2 separate regions of the Homo sapiens genome follow, and region 1 is linked to region 2. Evidence: read pairs that join two places in POLR2A ChIA-PET (ENCODE). Cell type or tissue: Panc1. All regions are shown on one strand.

The links. Peaks named below come from ENCODE experiments on the same cell type or tissue, not always from the same donor. Only the 100,000 strongest peaks of a DNase experiment are listed, where the experiment ranks them.
Region 1: POLR2A ChIA-PET joins it to region 2 with 10 read pairs; 3 of 35 experiments call an interaction of 5 or more read pairs at or near these places.

What each region holds. Positions count from the first base shown.
Region 1 is chr19:3,957,955-3,962,954 of GRCh38, reverse strand. DAPK3 (death associated protein kinase 3) reads left to right here. Exons shown (of 9, transcript NM_001348.3): 7 at 1,794-1,946; 8 at 2,851-2,896; 9 at 3,318-4,502. The coding sequence ends at 3,854. MIR637 (microRNA 637) reads left to right here and starts at 1,443; the gene lies at 1,443-1,541. In Panc1, no CTCF peak of the experiment used is centred here; no DNase peak of the experiment used is centred here.
Region 2 is chr19:4,334,777-4,339,776 of GRCh38, reverse strand. It overlaps STAP2 (signal transducing adaptor family member 2), which reads left to right and starts at 950. Exons shown (of 13, transcript NM_001013841.2): 1 at 950-1,125. The coding sequence starts at 1,024. In Panc1, no CTCF peak of the experiment used is centred here; no DNase peak of the experiment used is centred here; H3K4me3 peaks cover 1,308 bases; H3K27ac peaks cover 470 bases.

The DNA.
Region 1 (5,000 bases), 380 kb after region 2:
AATTTTTGTATTTTTAGAAGAGACGGGGTTTCACCATGTTGATCAAGGCTGGTTTTGAACTCCTGACCTCAGGTGATCTGCCTGCCTCGGCTTCCCAAAGTGCTGGGATTACAGGCGTGGGCCGCTGCACCCAGCTGGCTAATTTTTTTTTTTTTTTTTTTTTTTTTGAGACAGAGTTTCGCTCTTGTTGCCCAGGCTGGATGAAGTGCCAAGGCCCCGTCTCAGCTCAGGCTTACTGCAACCTCTGCCTCCCGGGTTCAAGTGATTCCCATGCCTCAGCCTCCCAAGTAGCTGGGATTACAGGTGCCTGCCACCATGCCTGGCTAATTATTTGTATTTTTAGTAGAGACGATGTTTCACCATTTCGGTCAGGCTGGTCTTGAACTCCAGACCTCAAGTGATCCGGCCGCCTTGGCCTCCCAGAATGCTGGGATGACAGGTGTGAGCCACCGTGCCCAGCTGGCTAATTTTTAAAAGTTTTTGTAGAGGTGGAGTTTCACTGTGTTGCCCAGCCATATTGAATGGGCATAGCTCATTCAGTAAGCAAGGAAATAAACAATGGCGTGGGCCCAGCCCGCTGTAGTGCGTGAGCGGACCCAAAGGCTTCAGGAGATGGGCTAGACCGTTTGTATTCTTTTTAAATGTTCAGATAATTCAGACTTACAAAGGAGCAACAGAAACAGCACAGACGCCCCCTGCAGCTTCCTCCTCCTTCAGTTTACATTTTTCATGAACACGAACGTTATGAACACCAAGACGTTAGCCTTGGTGCTACGCTAATCACAAAAGTGCTAGATGGGCCGGGTGCGATGGCTCACGCCTGTAATCTCAGCACTTTGGGAGGCTGAGGAGGGCAGATCACGAGGTCAGGGCATTGAGACCATCCTGGCTAACACGATGAAACCATGTCTCTACTAAAAATACAAAAATTAGCTGGGTGTGGCAGCGGGTGCCTGTAGTCCCAGCTACTCAGGAGGCTGAGGCAGGAGAATGGCATGAACCCAGGAGATGGAGTTTGCAGTGAGCCGAGATCGCGCTACTGCACTCCAGCCTGGGTGACAGAGCGAGACTCCGTCTCTAAAAAATTTAAAAAATTTAAAGTGCCAGAGGTGGTTAGACACCCCCGTTTTCCACTCCTGTCCTCTCTGAGGTCCCCACACGGCATTTAGCCATTCAGCTCCTTCGCCGCCTCCAGTCTGAGGCTGTTCCTCTGTCTGGCTTTCATGACCTTGACCCTGACTTGTGCTCACGGGTCAGGTGTTTTGCAGAAGGCGTCTGAGTCCACGTTTAGTCTCGTGCGCTGTCACGATCAGACGATCAGACGGGGCTTCAGTGTCTCTGCTCAAAACCCCAGGGATGATGCTGTGTCACCCTCCCAGCGTCAGGCTGGGAGGCAGACGCTGTTGGGGCCTCTCACTGCCGGGCTGTTGACCTTGATCCTTTGGCTAAGGTGTTGGCTCGGGCTCCCCACTGCAGTTACCCTCCCCTCGGCGTTACTGAGCACTGGGGGCTTTCGGGCTCTGCGTCTGCACAGATACTTCGAGTCTCCAAGGAGACTTCTGCCTGTTCATTTCTGCTGCTGTCAGTGGCGGGGTGGGGGGGTGGATTTTGAATGCCTCTTGGGTGGTGTCTGGGATCGTTGCAGGAAGGTTCTAAGGGCTCAGGAGTGTGAGTGGCCCAGGCACCTGCCGTCAGCCTGTCTTCTGTGCTCCGCCTGTCGTGGGCAGCCGGAGAGGCGGCGCGGCCGTGGTGGGAGCCCAGGACCCCACTGAGCCCCCACGCCTGTCTCGCAGCCTGAGCGGTGCATCCCCGTTCCTGGGCGAGACCAAGCAGGAGACGCTCACCAACATCTCAGCCGTGAACTACGACTTCGACGAGGAGTACTTCAGCAACACCAGCGAGCTGGCCAAGGACTTCATTCGCCGGCTGCTCGTCAAAGATCCCAAGTACGAGGGGCCGGCAGGGGGCACGGGGTGGGACATGGGACACAGGCCCACTCCACCCACGGAGGCTCCAGAGGACTCTCCTCCCAGCGCCACCTCCCTGCGGCTGGGGATCAGACATTGCTTACCCCTTGGGCTGGAGAGAGTAAACTGATAAACTGGTGGCCCAAGCTGGCCATTGCCATGGTTTTTTTTTTTTTTTTTTTTTGAGACGGAGTCTTTTTTTTTGAGACGGAGTCTTGCTCTGTCTCCCAGGCTGGAGTGCAGTGCAGTGGCGTGATCTCGGCTCACTGCAGCCTCTGCCTCCCGGGTTCAGGCTATTCTCCTGCGTTAGCCTCCCAAGTAGCTGGGATTATAGACGCCCGCCACCACGCCTGGCTAATTTTTGTATTTTTAGTAGAGACAGGGCTTCACCATGTTGCCCAGGCTTGTCTTGAACTCCTGACCTCCTTGGTTTGTGATTTGCCTGCCTTGGTCTCCCAAAGTGCTGGGATTGCGGGCGTGAGACACCGTGTCTGGCTGCTTGCTGTGTTTTTAGCAAACTTTTAATTAGTTGCCGGTGTGTAAAGTAAGGATCCATGTAAAATTCCAGGTCACTTGTTTTCCTGTAAACACTTAGAATTCTGGCAGTGCTGAGCCCTCACTCGTAGGCCTCCCCGGGCCTCCATGGCCGCCCAGTCCCTCTCTCGGGCGCCTGGGTTTGCGACTCCAGCCTGAGGTCTCAGCTCTCTCCACCACCCCCCAGAAAACCCCACGCTCCCTGCAGTACCCTTGTTCAGCTTCTGTGGTTGGCTGAGCAGAGGCTGGGGGGCGACTTTAGGGCTTTTGGGGGTCCCGGGAGTCAGTTGTTCACGGGAGGACGGGACAGATGGTGCAGGTGTACCTAACCAGAGCGGGGGTCTTCCAGGCGGAGAATGACCATTGCCCAGAGCCTGGAACATTCCTGGATTAAGGTAAGTGGGGAGGTGGGGGAGCTCCCTGGGCTTCCCGCCTTGGCCTTCTCGCTGGGGTCCCGGGGGGCCTTCAGCATTTAAGGCTTGTGGATGTGACAACCCCCAGTGGCTGGGGAGGGTCCCCAGAGGAGTGAGCCTGTGTGGCGGGGGTTGGGTCCTGGGCGTGGGATGTCCAGCACCCGACAGACCTGGTGGCATCCTTGGCTGGTGTGTGTCCAACGGGGCTGACTCCTGGGGCCAGGGCCGCAGCGTTTTTCTCGAGAGAGCACTCTCGGCTTTGCGTCGGGCTGGGCAGTCTCCGTCACGAGGCGTTGACTCTGCTGCCGGATGAGCCCCTGAACCTCAGTTCACACTGGCAGGTGGGGGCTGGCGGGGCTGGGTGGCATCGCGGGGACCCCGCTCAGGCTTCCCTCCTTCCTAGGCGATCCGGCGGCGGAACGTGCGTGGTGAGGACAGCGGCCGCAAGCCCGAGCGGCGGCGCCTGAAGACCACGCGTCTGAAGGAGTACACCATCAAGTCGCACTCCAGCTTGCCGCCCAACAACAGCTACGCCGACTTCGAGCGCTTCTCCAAGGTGCTGGAGGAGGCGGCGGCCGCCGAGGAGGGCCTGCGCGAGCTGCAGCGCAGCCGGCGGCTCTGCCACGAGGACGTGGAGGCGCTGGCCGCCATCTACGAGGAGAAGGAGGCCTGGTACCGCGAGGAGAGCGACAGCCTGGGCCAGGACCTGCGGAGGCTACGGCAGGAGCTGCTCAAGACCGAGGCGCTCAAGCGGCAGGCGCAGGAGGAGGCCAAGGGCGCGCTGCTGGGGACCAGCGGCCTCAAGCGCCGCTTCAGCCGCCTGGAGAACCGCTACGAGGCGCTGGCCAAGCAAGTAGCCTCCGAGATGCGCTTCGTGCAGGACCTCGTGCGCGCCCTGGAGCAGGAGAAGCTGCAGGGCGTGGAGTGCGGGCTGCGCTAGGCGCAGTGGGGTGGGCCAGGCCCCAGGACAGCCGGAGCTCGGCCTGCGGTGGGGGCGCTTCCTGTGGACGCTGCGCCTCCCATCGCCCGGGTGCCTGTCCTTGCCCAGCGCCACCAGGCTGGAGGCGGAGTGGGAGGAGCTGGAGCCAGGCCCGTAAGTTCGCAGGCAGGGGTGGGTGTGGGACGGGGCTGCTTCTCTACACAGCCTCCACGCTGGCCTTCACCTTCACCCCTGCATCGTCGGTGACCCTGGGACCCTCCAGGCAGCGTGGCCTGTGGCACCGTGAGGGTTGGGACCCACCGAGGCGCAGAGGCGGCCCGAATGCAGCCCTGGTTCAGGCCCGGAGGAGGGTTTGCGGGTAGTTGCACGGACAATTCGGCGGGGTGCTGCCTGTTGCTGCCATTAGCCCAGGAGGAGGTCGTGGGACGGGGAGGGTGGGATGGACGGCGGACAGGCAGTCCCCACGCTGCTGGGTGGCGCCGGGCTTGGTGGGGTCTTCCACTGTGTGCCCTTCTCGCCGAGGCCGGTCCCCCGGGTGTGGGGTGCCCTGCTGCGGACTCCTCCGCGAGCCCCATCGTCGCGCCTGTGGACGCCTAGGCAAGAGCGGCCCTCTGCAGCCAAGAGAAATAAAATACTGGCTTCCAGATACGCGGGTGTTGTGTGCCTCAGGCCTTGGCAGGGGACAGCCAGCCCTTGGCCACTGGGGATATGCCCTCCGCGGCGTTCATGTTTCTCTCTGTGTTCCATGCCTGCCGCTGTGCTCAGGAAGGAGGGGACAAACCGGGGGTCCTCGCAGACCTTCACGGTGTCCTGGGAGCTGCCGGATCTTGGTCTCAGCTGCCCCGAGTGTTTTGATTGCAATGAGGTGGAAGCTCTGGGCAGCTGAGGTGGATCAGAAGCGTTTCCTGTCCCTTTGCGCCTTACGGGATGCTGCTGTGTCCCACGTGGGAGCCCCTGCCCCGTCTGGAGCCACATGCAGGTGGCCCTGGAGGGGGAGCGGCTCAGCTCAGCTGCTAGGGCTCACAGGTGGTTTCAGAGAGGGGCCCCGACCCTGTCCATCCTCCCTGGAGGAAGTTTTTTTGCTTTTTTTTTTTTTTTTTTTTTTGAGAGCGAGTCTGGCCCTGTTGCCCAGGCTGGAGTGCAGTG
Region 2 (5,000 bases):
CACCTACTCTGGAGGCTGAGGCTGGAGGATCACTTGAGCCTGTAAGGTCGAGGCTACAGTGAGTCATGATCGCCCCACTGTACTCCAGCCTAGGCAACATAGTGAGAACTCATCCTTAAAAAAGGAAAATAAATTAGCTGGGTGTGGTGGTGCCCACCTATAGTCCCAGCTCTTCGGGTGGCTGAGGCAGGAGGACCGCTTGAGATTGGGAGGTCAGGGCTGCAGTGAACTATGATCGTGCCACTGCACTCCAGCATCGACAACAGAATGAGACACCGTCTAAAAAAGAAAAATTGCAGATGAAATTAAAGTTGCTAGTCAGCTGACTTTAAAATAGGGAGAGTAGCGTGGATTATCCAGGTGGGCCCAATGTAATCATTAGGGTCCATCAAAGTAAGAGAAAGGGCCAGGTGTGGTGGCTCATGCCTGTAATCTCAGCACTTTGGGAGGCTGAGGCGGGCAGAAAACTTGGGGTCAGGAGTTCGAGACCAGCCTGGGCCAACATGGGGAAACCTCGTCTCTACTACAAATACAAAAATTAGCCAGGCGTGGTGGCGGTCACCTGCAATCCACGCTAGTCAGGAGACTGAGCTTGGACTCAGTCTCTGAACCCGGGAGGCAGCGCAGTCTCTTGAACCCGGGAGGCAGAGGTCGCAGTGAGCCAAGATCATACCACTTTACTCCAGCCTGGGCAACAGAGTGAAACTCTGTCTCAAAATAGGAAAAATAGATAAATAAATAAATAAAGAGACAGACCATGTCTCTGTCTTTGCAGATATAGCGAAGATTATTCTCCCATTCAAGTAGACTTATACATTCTCTCTGTTCTCAGTTCCACACCGGAGAGGCGGGGATTTCCCTAGGATCACTGGACCTGCTGGGATCAGCCTCTGCCCAGCCCTGGCAGGGGAGGGAGTTGACGGGCTGACACAGGAAACTCCCCTGAAACCTGTTTCTCAGCTTCCCGGCCCAGCTGGGGCACCCACTGGAAGGAGAGGCCAGGCGGAAGACCCTGGCTCCGTCATGGCCTCTGCCCTGAGGCCACCCCGTGTCCCCAAGCCTAAGGGTGTCCTGCCTTCACACTACTATGAGAGCTTTCTAGAGAAGAAGGGGCCCTGTGACCGGGTAAGGTGGGGAGGCGGGGGCTGGCCCTGCTGGGCCACCGTGGGGAGCTGCGGCACCTCTCTGAGTCCCTGTCTCCCCACTCGCCAAGGGGGGGCGGGGTGGGTGCTGGATGGGGCAGGACACGTGCTGGGGGACTGGGGTGGGTTCTGGCCATCTGCCTCTCTGTGCGTCTATCTCTGTCTCCGTGTGTCTTTGAATTTGGTTTCTTTTTCTCTTTCTCTCTCCCTGGCCCCGTCTGTCTCTCCCGATGTCTGTCTCAGTCTCCCTCTCTCTTTGTCTCAATCTTTGCTTTTGTCTCTCGTTCACTCTCTTGAATACAAACAAGATCAGGGACTTCCTCCAGGAAATGGGGAGTCCTCTGACTCCCGAGCTTCCTCCCGCTCCCAGCCCAGGAAAAACTCCGTGAACCTCAGCTGCTGGGGCGAAGGCCAGGACAGGTGACATGTGAGGACAGTAAGAGCTAGCGGGGGCCACATTCCACAGGACAGATAGTTGCCATGGACAGTGCGTGCATGTGTGTGTGTGTGTGTGCTTATGTCTCCCTCAGAATAAAGTCCCAGCCCCTCCGTTCCCCGTGAGGCCCTATCTCTCCTTCCCAATGCCGCATATTCATTTTCTTTCTTTCTTTTTGTTAGAGACAGAGTTGCTCTGTCACCCAGGCTAGAGTGCAGGGGCACGATCATGGCTCACTGTAGCCTCAAACTCCTGGGCTCAAGTGAACCTCCCGCCCCAGCCTCCTGAGTAGCTGGGACCACAGGCATGCACTGCCTCTTCTGGCTTTTATTTTATTTATTTATTTTTGAGACTGAGTCTCACTCTGTCACCCAGGCTGCAGTGCAGTGGCACCATCTCGGCTCACTGCAACCTCCACCTCCCAGGTTCAAACGATTAAGCGATTCTCGTGCCTCAGCCTCCCGAGTAGCTGGGATTACAGGTACGCACCACCACACCTAATTTTTGTATTTTTAGTAAAGACAGTGTTTCATTTTGTTGGCCCGGCTGGTCTTGAACTCTTGACCTCAGGTGATCCACCTGTCTCGGCCTCTCTAAATGCTGGGATTACAGGCATGAGCCACCGCACCCAGCCTTTTTTTTTTTTTTTTGAAGATGGGGTCTTGCTGGCCAGGCGCAGTGGGTCACACCTGTAATCCCAGCACTTAGGGAGGCTGAGGCAGGTGGATCACCTGAAGTCAGGAGTTTGAGACCAGCCTGGCCAATATGGTGAAACCCCGTCTCTACTAAAAATACAAAGATTAGCCGGGCGTGGTGGTGCGTGCCTGTGATCCCAGCTACTCTGGAGGCTGAGGCAGGAGAATCACTTGAACCTGGGAGGCAGAGGTTGCAGTGAGCCAAGATCGTGCCACTGCACTCCAGCCTGGGCAACAGAGCAAGACTCCGTCTCAAAAAAAAAAAAAAGATGGGGTCTTGCTATGTTGCCCAGGCTGGTCTCAAACTCCTGGCCTTAAGTGATCCTCCTGTCTCAGCCTCCCAAACTGCTGGGATTAGAGGTGTGAGCCACCATGACTGCCTCATTTTCTAATACAGATCAAAACAAACACCCCCAGCTCCTCCCTGCCCATGTCCCCGCCTCTGCCCCTGAGGTTCCCTTACCTGTAGTGGAGTAGACTTTCCTTCTACCTCCATACATCCAAATCCTCCCCAACCAACAAACCCTTTAGAGCCAGTAGATCACTGCAGTTAAGAAAGATAATGGGGGAGGCCGGGCTTGTGGCTCACGCCTGTAATCCCAGCACTTTGGGAGGCCGAGGCAGGCGGATCACCTGAGGTCAGGAGTTCAAGACCAACCTGGCCAATATGGTGAAACCTCGTCTCTACTAAAAAATACAAAAATTAGCTGGGTATGGTGCCAGGCGCCTTAATCCCAGCTACTTGGGAGGCAGAGGCAGGAGAATCATTTGAGCCTGAGAGGCGAAGTTTGCAGTGAGTCAAGATCAAGCCATTGCACTCAAACCTGGGGGACAAGAGCGAGACTGCTCTCAAAAACAAAAAGAAAAAAAAAAGAAAAGAAAGATAATGGGGGCCGGGCGTGGTGGCTCACGCCTGTAACCCAACACTTTGGGAGGCCGAGGTGGGAGGATCACTTGAGGTCAGGAGTTCAAGACCAGCCTGGCCACATGATGAAACCCCATCTCTACTAAAAATAAAAATAGCTGGGCGTGGTGGTGTGCACCTGTAATCCCAGCTACTCGGGAGGCTGAGGCAGGAGAATTGCTTGAACTGGGGCGGGGGGGTTGCAGTGAGCTGAGATGGTGCCACCGCATTTCAGCCTAGGTGACAGAGTGAGACTCTGTCTCAAAAAAAAAAAAAAAAAAAAAAGGCAGTGTGCAGTGGCTCACGCCTGTAATCCCAACACTTTGGGAGGGCGAGGCCGGCGGATCACTTGAGGTCAGGAGTTCGAGAACACCCTGGCCAACATATAGTGAAACCCCACCTCTACTAAAAAATACAAAAATTAGCTGGATGTGGTGGTGCGCACTTGTAATCCCAGCTACTTGAGAAGCTGAGGCAGGAGAATGGCTCGAACTGGGAGGTGGAGGTTGCAGTGAGCCGAGATCGCACCACTGCACTCCAGCCTGGGCGACAGAGCAAGACTCTGTCTCTTAAAAACAAAACAAAACAAAACAAAAAAGATCATGGGCCCGAATTAAGAAGACCCAGGTTCTAATCCCGGCTCCACACTTTCCTTACTCCCAGGCCTTATGCAAGTGACTTAATCTTTGAGCCTTAGTTTTCTGTCTTCTGAAATAGGGAGTTAGGGCTGTAGTCACAGTTCACGTGTTGAGGACTTGACTCAACGCAGGCCCTGGTGCTTCCCATGTGGAAAGTCACCTAATTCTCATGAGATCCTCCAGAGTTGGCACCATTATTATCACCATTTTACAGCTGGGGAAACAGACAAAGACAGCTCAAATAACTTGCCCAACAGCACATCGTGGGTACATAATGAAGCAATACAGTGTTTAATCCTGTATTGCTCTAGTCCCAGTGCCTGGAGCAGGGCTGGCACATAAAAAGCCTTCAGTAAATGTTAGGTAAATGCATGTGTGTATCTGTGCTTGTGTCTACGGATGGACAGGTGGATGGGTAGATGGGGGGATGAGTGGAGGCTTGGTGAATACATGCGGGCTTGATGGTGGCTGAGAGGATGTGTGGGTGGATGGATGAGTGCATATACAAGTGGGTGGATGGATGGATGGGGGAGTGGATGGATGGATGAGTGGGCAGACGGGTGGGTGGGTGGATGATGGATGGATGAACAAGTGCATGGATGAATGATAGATGGATGAATAGGTGGATGCACGATGGAGGGATGTATGGATGGATGAACGGGAAGATGCGTGGGTGGGTGGATGGTGAATGGATGAATGCATGGATGGATGATGGATGGATGAGTAGGTGGATGGATGATGGAGGGATGAGTGGATGGATGGATGATGGATGGATGAGGGATGGATGGATGAGTAGGTGGATGGATGATGGAGGGATGCATTGATAGATGAGTGGATGGATGTATGGATGGATGGATGGATGAGTGGGTGGATGGATGAGTGGGTGGATGGATGATAGATGGTGGGTGGATGATGGAGGGATGGATGGATAGGTGGATGGATGGGTGGATGGATTGATGAGTGGGTGGATGGATGAGTGGGTGGATGGATGAGTGGGTGGATGGATGATGGACGGTGAGTGGATGGATGGATGGATTATGGAGGGATGGATGGATGGGTGGATGGATGGATGAGTAGGTGGATGGATGGAGGGATGCATTGATAGATGAGTGGATGGATGGATGAGTGGGTGGATGGATGAGTGGATGGATGATGGAGGGATGGATGGATGGGTGGACAGATGGA